Linked DNA regions of Homo sapiens: region 1 is linked to region 2. Evidence: chromatin contacts called from ENCODE Hi-C or POLR2A ChIA-PET data. All regions are on one chromosome and are shown on one strand. Each heading gives the region's core, a stretch centred on a gene start or an enhancer-like site at or near the end of the contact. The rest is flanking DNA. Distances are from core to core; before and after follow the strand shown. Region 1 has its middle 68 kb from the start of MAOA. Region 2 overlaps MAOA (monoamine oxidase A).

Region 1 (6,615 bases), core at 612-3,111, 160 kb before region 2:
TCAGTTATAACTAAATATTGAAATGCAGAACTCGAAGTCCATAGGGAACAGAATAGCAACATTCTTCAGGTCCCAGCTTACTAAGGAAGGGGAACGTGGAGCAGACCCATAGCTCTAGTCATGAAGTCTGGTAACCCACAGAGAAGCCATGGGATTTTTCATCACAAGACGTGCTCTATGCATATGTATGACTGGGCAATGGCACTGGCTCAATTATTAAGTCCAGGAAGAAGTATAGTAAGTCTTCTCTTAACATCATAAACTCTTAGAAACTGTGACTTTGTGCAAAACAGCATATAACAAGACCAATTTGACCATAGGCTAATTGACATAAACAAGAATTAAGTTCCCACAGCATGCCTCTGGTCACAAAAAACATCAAACTTCTAAATAAAGACCAAAACACTTCTAACATTAAACACTGAAATAAATGTGAGCCATACATAGAAAGATTAACAAAAACAAGGTAATTATTTACCTGCTTATTCCAGTTTGGAATCAGTTGACCAGAGCCTGTCCTGGCAGCTGAAGGCACCAGGGAGGAACTCACTGTAGACAGGATGCCATCCCATCACAGGGCACACTCATATACACACCCACTCACACTGAAACCATGTAGACACACCAATTCACTTCACATGCACAGCTTTGGGATGTGGAAGGAAACTGAAGTCCCTGGAGAAAACCCATGCGCACATGGGAAGAATGTGCAGGCTCCACACAGACAGTGGCCCTGGCTGAGAATCAGTGATTGTCATCAACATTAAAACAAAATAATGTTGAATGAAATGACATTATTTGAGGACCTACTGCACATGGAGTGAGGGAGATTGGGACCCAGCCCAATGGCTGCTCAACCTCTAAATAAGTAGATTTTAGAATGGCTGCTTCTAAATAAGTAGATTTGAGAATGGCTAAAGTTCAGCTACCTTCCCCTCTCCACACACATTTGCACCTACCTCCACTGAACAGGAGATGGGGAACTGCAACCAGCTATGTTCATGCTAGCACTTATAGCGGGGGCATGCCATGCTGCAGGGGTTGCTATACCATGGCACCCAAGGCTCAGAAAGCTTTTGCCCCTGCTGCTAGGAAGCACCTGGCCCAGTAGACATTGACCAGCAAGGCCCTACATTGTATCTCCCATCCTCATGCTCTCATTTCATCCTTCTGAGAAGTGTGGATGAGTAAACCTGTCTCCAAGCCAACATGATGGGTAATTCAAGAGAATGAGCATATTTGTGAATCAAACCTTGGTCCAACAGGCCAGCAGCAACCATAAGCCACTTGTTGATGGATAGCCCCTGCTGAGGGGAGGGCAATATCCCACATGACCACTCCTGTGTAGCTACCCATGGATAAGCAAAATTTTGTTTTACTTTACTGAGACTTTGGCATTAGGATCCTTCCAGCTATTAACCTCATCAGCATTACTACAAGATCCACCCATTATTTTCGCAGTTTTGCCACCAGACCTGTCTATGTGTCCCACAGTGTCCTGTTCCTCATATTCAGGACTCCAAGTGCTCTATCTCTACAAATACTTCAAACACAGGGACAAGGGAGTTGCCTCTACACTTTATATAACAGCACAACTAGCCTGGATCCCGGCAGCTATAGCAAAAGGAGACTCACTTTGGGAAGCCAAACAGATTGAGTTTGTTGACAGTAACTTGCAGCAGGGGCTATTCCAGGGCTTGGCTAATGGAGATTCAATCTCTGCCACATGACTGAGATCAGAGTGTTGCCCATCCCTTAATTGCTCTTGATCCTTCAAATCTGGAGGTCACAGATCTTCAGTAAATTATACCTCTGTGATAACCCCAGCCTTGCCAGCCCTCAGGAAGGACGTTCACCTGTTACTAAAACTGAGGAAAACAATATGGCTTGGGCAATAAATGAATGCCCACCCACAGCAAGGACAAAATCCAAGGTTACAGATGCAGTTAGAGCAGTTTACCTGGGCGTTATCTTCCTGAGACTCTGCTCCAAGAGGCTTGTGTAAAATAGCATGTAGGTGTTTAAGAGGTAGAGGAAGTCACTTGTGGGAAAAAATTGAAAGTCTGAATCAAGGTTTTTTAGAATGACTTAAAGAATGAATAGGAAAAGTAGTTACGTTTTTTAGTTTGTTTGCAGACATAAGATGAGAAATAACACAGAACAGAGAGAAAACCAAAGGAATTGCCAACAGTAATCTTTAGCTTTTTAGCAGTCACAGGCATGGAGCCCTAGCAGTGTGTGGCCAAGGAAAGGCTTTATATCGTGAGTGAAGCTGTCCTTCCAAAGTTTAACTCATTTCGTTACTTAAGATCCTTACCAGGTTATAGCCAATACTGAGAAGTTTGTTGGAGAATGCCATTTCCCAAATAAACCTACGTCAAGATGTATTAGAACTTTTTTTTTTTTTTTGAGACAGAGACTCGCTCTGTCACCCAGGCTGGAGTGCAGTGACGTGATCTTGGCTCACTGCAACCTCTGCCTCTTGGGCACAAGCAATTCTCCTGCCTCAGCCTCCTGAGTAGCTGGGACTACAGGCGTGTGCCACCATGCCCAGCTAATTTTTTTATTTTTAGTAGAGATGGGGTTTCACCATGTTGGCCAGGCTAGTCTACGAACTCCTGACCTCAAGTGATCCACCTGCCTCTGCCTCCCAAAGTGCTGGGATTACAGGTGTGAGCCACCACGCCTGGCCAGAACTTCTTCCTCATTCATAGCTGGGAGATTAAACCAGTTGTGCAGGAGGACAGGCAACTTAGAAAGCAACCTGAAACAGCAACATCCAACAGACTCAGGTCTCTTTCCCTGAGAAAGATTCTTAAACTGGTGCTTTCTGAATGAATTTTTTTTTTTCTGGAAAACCAACTAACCTATTGACCACCAATCTTAGCTCAACAGGCTAAAACCACCAAGGACAAACCTATAGTTCAACAAGGTCAGGTTTATTGACCCATTGCAATAAGGAAGACTGGACAACAGAGGAGTGTTAGAGAGCAACTCTCCCCAAAGGACAAGGTGGTTATTTGAGGGTTTGAGAGAAGACAGTATAGGTAAGTAATGGGCTCAAGGAAAAGCAGACCAATGTGTAAGGGAGTCAGCATCAAAACCAGTCTGCAAAGTAGTCACAAGCTCCTGTGTCCTTGAAGATTACAAAGTTAAGATAGATGTGGAACACTGTATTCTGTAACCACTTTTCTGCACCTGGGTTAAAATGCCAGGCTGATTCTCTCTGTCACAGCAACTCAGAAACTCTAGGCAAGAGTGGGTGATTGGTTTTTTGTTCTTGCGATAGTTTACTGAGAATGATGGTTTCCAATTTCATCCATGTCCCTACAAAGGACATGAACTCATCATTTTTTATGGCTGCATAGTATTCCATGGTGTATATGTGCCACATTTTCTTAATCCAGTCTATCATTGTTGGGCATTTGGGTTGGTTCCAAGTCTTTGCTATTGTGAATAGTGCCGCAATAAACATACGTGTGCATGTGTCTTTATAGCAGCATGATTTATAGTCCTTTGGGTATATACCCAGTAATGGGATGGCTGGGTCAAATGGTATTTCTAGTTCTAGATCCCTGAGGAATCGCCACACTGACTTCCACAATGGTTGAACTAGTTTACAGTCCCACCAACAGTGTAAAAGTGTTCCTATTTCTCCACATCCTCTCCAGCACCTGTTGTTTCCTGACTTTTTAATGATTGCCATTCTAACTGGTGTGAGATGATATCTCATAGTGGTTTTGATTTGCATTTCTCTGATGGCCAGTGATGATGAGCATTTCTTCATGTGTTTTTTGGCTGCATAAATGTCTTCTTTTGAGAAGTGTCTGTTCATGTCCTTCGCCCACTTTTTGATGGGGTTGTTTGTTTTTTTCTTGTAAATTTGTTTGAGTACACCGCATATTCTCACTCATAGGTGGGAATTGAACAATGAGATCACATGGACACAGGAAGGGGAATATCACACTCTGGGGACTGTGGTGGGGTCGGGGGAGGGGGGAGGGATAGCATTGGGAGATATACCTAATGCTAGATGACACGTTAGTGGGTGCAGCGCACCAGCATGGCACATGTATACATATGTAACTAACCTGCACAATGTGCACATGTACCCTAAAACTTAGAGTATAATAACAAAAAAAAAACATTAAAAAAAAAAAAAAAAAAACTAAAAGGTCTTTGATGTCATTCCCCCAACACACACATATCCAAAGAAAAAAGTAAGGGGTCAAATATATAATATCATGTTCAAAATAAATTACTGTTATTATTGTTAAAAAAAAAAAAAAGAGTGGGTGATTTAATGTTACTCTTCTAATTTTAAACACTTAAGTTTCTGATAGTCTATGATTTTGGAGAACACATTTCTCAGTAAAAACACAATAGTTAAAGAAGGAGGTGCTTATGACATATACAGCTGCAGTGACCTGAAAACATATTCCTTCCTGATAATGTACAGCTGGCTTTATTTGTATCGGTGATTGTACCAACTTGATGAATAGCAAGGCAGATTTTTACCTTCTGAATGTAAGCTAATTTTTACTATATCACATTCAAGCAGGGCCTTTCCAGTGCTCCTCATTTGTTTGCCAAATGTTTTTAAAAAAATGAAGTATTTGCCAACTCTCATTAGGTCTAAGTTCTAACAGTACTGCAAGCAGGAAAACCTGAGGTCGTTAGTGCTTTGCAAATGAGGAAACCCAGGATAAAAAGCTTACTTGAGTCCTAACCGTATTGGAAAGGCAAACTCATATGTAAACAAAAGTTACACTAGGGAAAAGTTATAAAGGTAACTGATTGAGCAAGAGTCTAGAAAAGGGAGGGGTAGTCAGAATAGAACAGAACTAGATGTTCTAGTTATATTACAACAGAAAAACCTTTCCAGTGAAAACAACTGGAGTTAAAATAGTTAACCCTTTGCTGACAATGAGAAGCCCTTTATTATTGCCTCTTTCTCGGTTTCATTAAACAAAGAAAGCTCCACACTGTTAGATTAATTTTGGCCAAATGATTTCAGAGCCAAAGACAAACAACATTTAAAAGTCCCTGACATTGAAATATGATTAAAATGTGAGACCATTTCTAGAGAGGAGTTAGCACACAAAGACTCCCCGGAACATGAAGGGCAGTGCTGATGTAACTTAGGCTGGTTTTGAGTTAATACCAAAAACTTGCTTGGCTAGAAAAAAATAAGCAGTCTCATTTCAACTTGGCCACTTACTAACTCTGTATCCTTGAGAAATTGCACATCTAAAGCTTCAGTTATTTAAGCCATAGAGCACAGATCACTCACTGATGAGTGATAATCAGACCACAGATGCTTAACAACGAAGTGAGAACAAAAATGGGAAAACTGTGAGATATGAAGCACTGTACCATGTAAAATATTATTGCTGATGAGCCAAGATTCTGGTCTATTTGAGGCAAGTGTTAAATCCAAGAAGAAAGCCAGGGAACACCAATTTCAAGATAAGTCCTACTATGACAGAAATAATCCAGTGGTGGACCCCTAAAATTTCCCTCTTAGCTCTCTGAGTACATAGTAGGAAATCACTTTTAGAAGTTTTTAGGGTGTTTTCTGAAAAATCCTCTTGATTAAGCTCACAGCTCCAACACTTTAAATTAATTGTACTCAGAAGAGAATTGGCATATGAGGGAACAAAAAACAGAAGCCAACAAGAATGTAAAGCCTTGTGCTATGGTTGCCTCATACAGTGATAGTCTCTAAAAAACAAAGTACCTCAAAGAAAATTGTAATGTCTTGTTTCTCATCTGGCCCAAGTGGTTGTGTTAGTCAAGCAGAGCTGTCTAGTTTATTTACTTATTTATTTATTTTTTGAGATGGAGTCTCATTCTGTCACCCAGGCTGGAGTGCAGTGGCGCAATCTCGGCTCATTGCAACCTCTGCCTCCCAGGTTCCAGCGATTCTCCTGCCTCAGCCTCCTGAGTAGCTGGGACTACAGGTCCCCGCCACCAGGCCCAGCTAATTTTTGAATTTTTAGTAGAGACAGGGTTTCACCATGTTGGCCAGGCTGGTCTCCAACTCCTGACCTCAGTTGATCTGCACATCTCGGCCTCCCAAAGTGCTGGGATTACAGGCATGAGCCACCACGCCCGGCTGGGAGAACTGTGTAGTTTAGAACTGAACGGCAAATATCAGAGTTAGATGTAGAAACTTAATCTCATTTAAGAATAAAATAGTGGCCGGGCGCGGTGGCTCACGCTTGTAATCCCAGCACTTTGGGAGGCCGAGGCGGGCGGATCACGAGGTCAGGAGATCGAGACCATCCTGGCTAACACGGTGAAACCCCGTCTCTACTAAAAATACAAAAAAAATAGCCGGGCGTGATGGTGGGCGCCTGTAGTCCCAGCTACTCGGGAGGCTGAGGCAGGAGAATGGCGTGAACCCGGGAGGCGGAGCTTGCAGTGAGCCGAGATTGCGCCACTGCACTCCCGCCTGGGCCACAGAGCGAGACTCCGTCTCAAAAAAAAAAAAAAAAAAAAAAAAAAGAATAAAATAGTTTGGAGTAAGATAAAGCAAAAAGCATTTAAGTGTTCTTTCTGCTAAATTATTCTACTAGTACTTTCTTCCAGTTATTTGCTACAATTTCCATG
Region 2 (7,030 bases), core at 2,262-4,761:
TTGTTTGTTAATAAAGTGCACTGCCACCCCCAATGCAGACTCGACTCCTGTATTTAGTTGATGGCTCTATGCAGAAAGTTCAATGGCTTCTTATAGCAGGAGGTCACAATGAGGCATTGTCCATGGAGGATAGGCTTAGGAAATTGTTTAATACCGACTGCAAATTCTCAAAGTTGAGTTTGACTCTCATGTGTTATTGAGGTTTTCTGGGAACTGATTAAACACTGAAATACTGTAGCCTGCCTAACTGGGCCACAGATGTGGATTCTGGTCCAAGTTTTCTCACCTAGTAGCTTATGATAACTTGAGCAAGTCACTTTGGTTCTCTCGGTCTCCACATCTGGAAAAGGTTGGGTTGCATTAGATGACTTCTGAGCATTCTTTTCACGGCAGCATAATGTGATCTATGCATTTTGTTGCCAGCACTGTAACTGTTTTTGCCTATTGGTATGCCAGGGGCAAAAAAATCAGTCTTTCTGTACCCTGGTTTACTCCTTGTCCTAGATTGGGTTCCCTGGAAACAGACTCTAAGATACAGAGTCAGGGCAAAAAGTTTATTGAAGACAATCCTCAGGAAATACACCTAAGAGGGTGAGGAAGGTAGGATTGGGCAGGAGAGTCGACCTACAATGCAGTTGCAACTACAGGTTCTAATGAGGAGCTAGGAAGACCCTTCAGAAGTATCCCTCATTGAGACAAGGAGGTCTGGACTCTGTGACCCTTCATCAGCCTCCCCCTGAGAGAGGGTGTTACCTTGAGTAAGGCAGGTTCAAGGACAATTTCTAGTGAGGAACTGTAGCTGGGATCTTCGACCAGCCTGTATTCCCTGCAGATCCAGGGTGGAGCACTGCATTATCTACTTTATTCTCATAGAAAGTTGCCTTGTCATGTAAAAGACATTGTGGACTTGAGCTTTGGCTTTATAGATAGAATGGAGCTCTCGCTGTGAACCTATCCCTGTTAGGTAAGGGAACTTCCTTTAGAGGGTTGTATTTCTGCACTATTCTTTACATGGAAGAAAAAAAAATCAGAATTGGAAGGAACCCTGGAAATAATTCAATCTCTGTCTCAATGAATGAGCCCCATCTACAGAAAACTAACAGAAAGATCAAAGGGAAAAATAAGCATTTCTAAAGAGGAGTCCTAAATTCAATGTCTTCAGGAGTTGGGCAGCTAAAAACGAACAGCAGCAGACATAAGACATTTGGGAATACTGAGGACTGGCTGACCTAGGAAGTATGTGCCCTTCTAAAGAGCATTTATATTCAAATTCCTTGAAAAGATTGCTGATCAATTAAAACACATTTGGGGTGGGTGCAGTGGCTCACACCTCTAATCCCAGCACTTTGGGAGGCCGAGGCAGGTGGATTATTTGAGGTAAGGAGTTCAAGACCAGCCTGACCAACATGGTGAAATCCTGTCTCTACTAAAAATACAAAAATTAGCCCAGCGTGGTGGTGCATGCCTGTAATCCCAACTACTTGGGAGGCTGAGACAGGAGAATCACTTGAACCTGGGAGGCAGAGGTTGCAGTGAGCCGAGATCGCGCCATTGCACTCCAGCCTGGATGACAAGAGCAAAACTCTGTCTCAAAAAATAAAAGGCCGGGCACGGTGGCTCACGCCTGTAATCCCAGCACTTTGGGAGGCCAAGGCGGGCGGATCACGAGGTCAAGAGATCGAGACCATCCTGGCCAACATGGTGAAACCCCGTCTCTACTAAAAATACAAAAATTAGCTGGGCGTGGTGGCAAGTGCCTGTAGTCCCAGCTATTCAGGAAGCTGAGGCAGGAGAATCGCTTGAACTAGGGAGGCGGAGGTTGCAGTGAGCCAAGATCGTGCCACTGCACTCCAGCCCTGGTGACGGAGTGAGACTCTGTCTCAAAAAAAATAAAAAAATAAAAATAAATAAAATAAATAAAAATAAAATAAAATAAAAAATAAAACACATTTGAAGGCTTGGTTCACATGTCCAAGTTGTCTTCAAGTCCTTGATAAAGAAGTGCAAGGTTTGGTTTTGCATCACTTAAATGATGTATTTTCCATCACTTACAAGTTCTTTTTGGATGTCTGATTTTCTGAGAAATAAGCACAAAGATCAGCAACCACTTTGTAAAACTACCTGGAGTGAGTAGGAGAGGCCTGGGTTGGAATGGCAAAAAAGAAAAACAAAGACAGAAAAAAGTCTTCTTAGACCAGAAATCTCCCTTAAGAAATTACCCTTCCCCAGCCCAGCATACCGTGGCAGTGTTTATCTCCTGCTATGTGAATGTCACGATTGACGAGAGCAGTGTCAGACTTTATTGGAAAAACCACATATTTGCAGTGAGATAGAAATCACCGCTCTTCTATTAACATTTATTCTGTGCTATGATATAATTTCAGCAAACAGGACATCAACATTGAGTGTATTAATTTTTTCAAACTATACTCCTTGCTTTACACTGAGGTGGTGGTAAATGTGCAAGGCATGCCCCTTAGCCTAAGGAAGCTGACTGAGACATTAGAGGAAGAGGATGAAAACAAAGGAAGGTACTAGGTAATAGTAACAGTTCTCTTTCCTCTATCAGAGCCCAGGGCTTGGCTCTCTTCCTTGATCAAGGCCATTCTTTTCAGAGTTTGAAGGCAAAAGCAGGTCTCAAAGTGACAGTAGATGTGAACTGGTTGTCTCAGCCTGGAGCCAAGTTTCTGAAAAGCAGCTTTGGAAGCCTCATGTGAAAAAGCTGGCTTGAGGAAACTTGCCATTCATTCAAGGTGGGCTGTGGGCCCTTCAAGTAAGACCTCCCCTTAATGCACGTGTGATCCATCAAAGGCTACTATTTATTTACACTCCAAACAGTAACACCTCAATGGGAACCAGGTTTTCCTATTAATGGGCCTCATATATTTTCCACAAACCACCGAGGTCTATGGGTGAAATAGAGTGGAGGAAAGAGGTGTGGGTGTGTGCTGGGGGATGGGGAGGTAGGGACAGGGAAAGAGACGAAGATTGGCGGGGGTGGGGTGCTTAAAGGTCCACAGAGTAGTGCAGTAATGAGAATCTTGATGGATTGATATAGGGCACCCCTGCACCTTGTGTCATTTACTTTTTACATGCCCCTAGATAAGTACTGTGGCTTGAAGTACCTGTCTTACAGAATTGATGGGAAAACAGAGATAATGCAGGTAACGGCTTAATGCAGCAAGCACTCAGTAGGCATCAGCTCTTCTCCATCAACCTTTTAGAATAGCAGAAAGGAAGCACTGCTTAAGTTTTGCGAGCAGTTATTACCTTGAATTTCTTACAATCATTCAACACCTACTTATTGAGCACCTACTATGTGGTAGGTAGGCACCATGCTGTGATTCAGCAGTGTACAAGACACAGCCCACCTCATGGAGCACACAGTTGATTGTAGATACTGTGGAACACATTAATTGTGGCTCTGGTCAGTGCTATTACAGAAAAGCATGAGGTGCTAGGAATGCAGGGGAAGCACGATTTAAGAGGAAGTTACCAGAATCCTCAGGCCTCCATAAGCATCACTGTGTGGCAAGAGACTAAGGACACCACATAGTGAGACAGGAAGTAAAAAATAGAAATGGCATGACTAAATGGTAAAGAAAACCACATCTGCAACTAATAAGTGCTGACTGTTAAGTCCTATTTGTCCCATTGACCGTAGTTCACCCCATCAGTCTTTTACTGTTCCCCTGTCTGCCCAGCCCTTCTCTGCACTTGGAGCTCTTTAACGACTGTGATTGACTATCTTCCAGCACCTGTGCTAGGGGGCGGCCCCAATTTGTTTTAAAAGAGTGCCATCTTCTGGCCAATTAGTGTTGTTTCCTTCTAGTGGAAATCCTAAAGTATTCAAGACAGCCTCGCTCTTGGGGAAACTAAGAAGCGTCACCTCCACCCAGAATTTCCTCCAACACATTTGCCTGCACTCTCTTACTTTGTTTTCAGTTGTGACATGGATCAATATTGATATCTAATATTTGCAGCCTTTCCTCTGCCCTAATCTCTCAGGAAGGTTTTTTGTTAGAACTTCTTGGTTTTTCAGCCTCTGTTGTGTGCATCTGGGTAATGGGTGAAAAGAACATCGATGGGAGATGAGACAGGTGGAATTGCTTTCACCTTAGAAAGGGCAGGGAAGTAATCTGGGGAAAGCAGGAGAAGGGAGCTGGGGAGAGGAGAAAGTTTCAGAAAGGCAACTTGGGGCTGTGGAGGAGTGCAGCTGGACAGAAGAAGGGGTTTTCTCTTTCGATTTTATTTTAAGTTCTGGGATACATGTGCAGAACATGAAGGTTTGTTGCATAGATATACATGTGCCATGGTGGTTTGCTGCACCTATCAACCCGTCATCTAGGTCTTAAGCCCTGCATGCATTAGGTATTTGTCCTAATGCTCTCCGTCCTCTTGCCCCCTCAGGCCCTGGTGTGTGATGTTCCTCTCCCTGTGTCCATGTGTTCTCATTGTTCAACTCCCACTTATGAGTGAGAACATGCAGTGTTTGGTTTTCTGTTCCTGCGTTAGTTTGCTGAGAATGATGGGAGAAGAAGGGGCTTTCAAAAGCTGTTTTGACAACCTAAGGAGATGGAAGGAAAGAAGGAAAGAAGGAAGGAAGGAAGCTTCCTAAGTTTGGCTAGGAGTTTTGTGGTATAGTAAATATTTACATTACTTTTAAGATTTGGGCGTCAAAATTGTGTTTCTTTTAGGCACTGTATAGTGCTTGGACCACCTTAGAGGTCCTCAGAGCACCCTAGATTATTTGGGGCTGTACAAATTCAGAAAACATACACCTAATAGTGGCTGGCATCTGGAATGGTACATAAGTGTCCCGTGGGTTCACTATATGGGATTTCAGTGGAACTAAACCTTGGCAACTCTGTCTTCAGCAAGATCAACATCTAAGCTGGTAAACTGTGTACCCCATGCCAGACATACACTAAATATGTAATACATCTGGCAGTGAATTAGGTTTACATTAAGAAAATGAGCAAAGGAGGTCTGTTTGCCTGGTGTCGTGTATTCATCTGGCTACTATAGACTATTCTATCACATCAACTAGCAAACATGGAAGATGCAGGTATGAGGTCCCTAGATGAGTCCAATGAGGCAGCTGGTATTAGATGGGCCTTATATTTAGACTGTGTAGAGCTGGCTGGAGGATACATCTGAAAGGTAAGTCCACTGAGAGATGGGGCCAGTTCAGACAGGCCAAAGGGAGTGAGGGTAAGTCAGCTTCTCCCTCAAGCAGCCTGACCACCTTTGCTATATCAGCCATTTTAATTTTGTTGGCTGTATTAATGTCCTATTGCCCCTGTAGCAAAATGGCACAAGCTTAGTAGCTTAAAACAACACAAGCTTATTATTTTACAGTTCTGGAAGTCAAAAGTTCAAAATGAGTCTTACAGGGCTAAAATCAAGGTGTTAGCAGGAATGGTTCCTTCTGGAAGCTCCAAGGGAGAACTCATTCCTTGCCTCTTTCTGTTTCCAAAGGCTGCTAGCATTCCTTGGCTTGTGGCTGCATCACTCCAATCTCTTGTTTCCATGGATGCACCATCTCCTCCTCACTTTGAGCCTCCTGCCTCCCTCTTAAGAGAACCTTTGTGAGTACATTGGGCCCATGAGGATTATCTCCCTATTTTATAATCCTTAATCACATCTGCAAAGTCCCTTTGCCATGTAAGGTAACATATTCATTTGCCCCAGAGTTAGGACGTGAACATCTTCAGCCAGGCTATTGTCTAGCCTACCATATGGGCCTCAATATTTTTGAAAACCAAGAGTTAAATGCCACAATTGGTCTGTCCTTAAATCCCTGCTGTTCCAGGCACCTGAATTTGGAGCAGCAAGTAGAACTTTTAATGATTTAAAACCACATGGCTCTGCCCTGCTTCCACCAATGCCTACCCTCTTCCCTATCACACACACACCCCAATATAGCTTCTATCCAGCTTTGTCTTCTACAAAGCCTGAAAAGGCTTGCATCTGGGATCCTGAGAAGCAAATGTATTTGTCTTACATAAGCACGAAACTAGATTCCAAGTTTGTACCTTTAATAAACGACAGAAGAGAAATTTCTATTCTTTAACCCCAATAACTGAATTTCTTTCAGACTCTGCACACAACTGAATACTGGACTTTCACATGAACCTGCTCAGGCATCCCTTTAGATGGCCAAGCCCCAAAGCAAGAGTATCCTACCAGGCACTTGCCAACCATTGACTTCCCAAAAGATCATCAGAAAACATGTCAATCAAGAAAAGCTAAGTTTATCAGACACATTGCATAAGGAAGAACATCGCATTGACAGTCTTACTAGTGTCTCAAAGTGGAAAAATTGGGGGAGGGTTCACAGGGTTTTCAATTTGGGGGTTGTTTTTAAGGCAGATCTTGCAAGGCAAAAAACTGGTTGGAATTGGAAAAGTTTATGATAGAGTAGTTGTGGATTGGTAGGCAAAGTAAAGTGGTGTCTTAAAGCAAGTCTTGATGAGCAAGCTGTTAGTCTTGATAAATAATCTATTTGTGTTACTTCAAAGCTTTGTATTCCAGGAGCAAGTATTTCCTGGGACAAGTAGCCAAGTTATTTTGACTGGTTCAGTATTGTTTAGCTTAGGGACAGGAAAGTCTGTTGGTTTCAGCTTCCTACCTTTAACACACAACTAGGAATACTTATTATTTCTAAAGGCACGTTCTGATTTCTTAGCCCTAAGAACTGTCTTTAGAAACAGATACTTTGTTAAGTCACCCTGTTTTGTAGGAAAGCGTAAATGTTAAAAGCTCAGGTTTCTGGAGCTGGCTAGGCCTGGGTTTGAATCTTGGTATTGAACATGCATTTTCTTATCTGTTAAATGGAGCTAGCTGTTCAGTTGTTCTGAGCATTCAATAGGATCACATAAGTGAAGTTGTTACAGTACTAACAATAAATGATAGCTTTAAAGAAATAAAGGATCTCTTTGTGGTCTACTATGATTCCTACTTCAAAAATACATCTCAAATTACTTTTCTCCACTAGTAACTCCTCTCTGATTAGTCATCTCTTGCT

The links. Hi-C counts contacts between places; a loop is a spot of excess contacts on that map. ChIA-PET counts read pairs that join two places held with the same protein, here RNA polymerase II (POLR2A). Pooled maps may share reads with other maps.
Region 1: a pooled map shows a loop between it and region 2 (5-fold over the local background). The contact joins two enhancer-like sites. A Hi-C loop is called at or near these places in 2 of 168 maps with a recorded cell type or tissue (adrenal gland and left ventricle myocardium inferior) and 4 of 50 pooled maps. POLR2A ChIA-PET finds 5 or more read pairs at or near these places in 1 of 52 experiments (MCF 10A).

Annotation. Positions count from the first base shown.
Region 1 is chrX:43,585,135-43,591,749 of GRCh38, forward strand. No RefSeq gene overlaps it. Among named protein-coding and RNA genes, the nearest start is that of MAOA, 68 kb to the right of the region's middle. Within about 2 kb of position 1,862, at least 2 of the 41 ENCODE cell types and tissues checked have a DNase peak (open chromatin) inside an H3K27ac peak, as active enhancers do.
Region 2 is chrX:43,746,785-43,753,814 of GRCh38, forward strand. It overlaps MAOA (monoamine oxidase A), which reads left to right. Exons shown (of 15, transcript NM_000240.4): 15 at 1-33. Among named protein-coding and RNA genes, the nearest start is that of MAOA, 94 kb to the left of the region's middle. Within about 2 kb of position 3,512, at least 2 of the 41 ENCODE cell types and tissues checked have a DNase peak (open chromatin) inside an H3K27ac peak, as active enhancers do.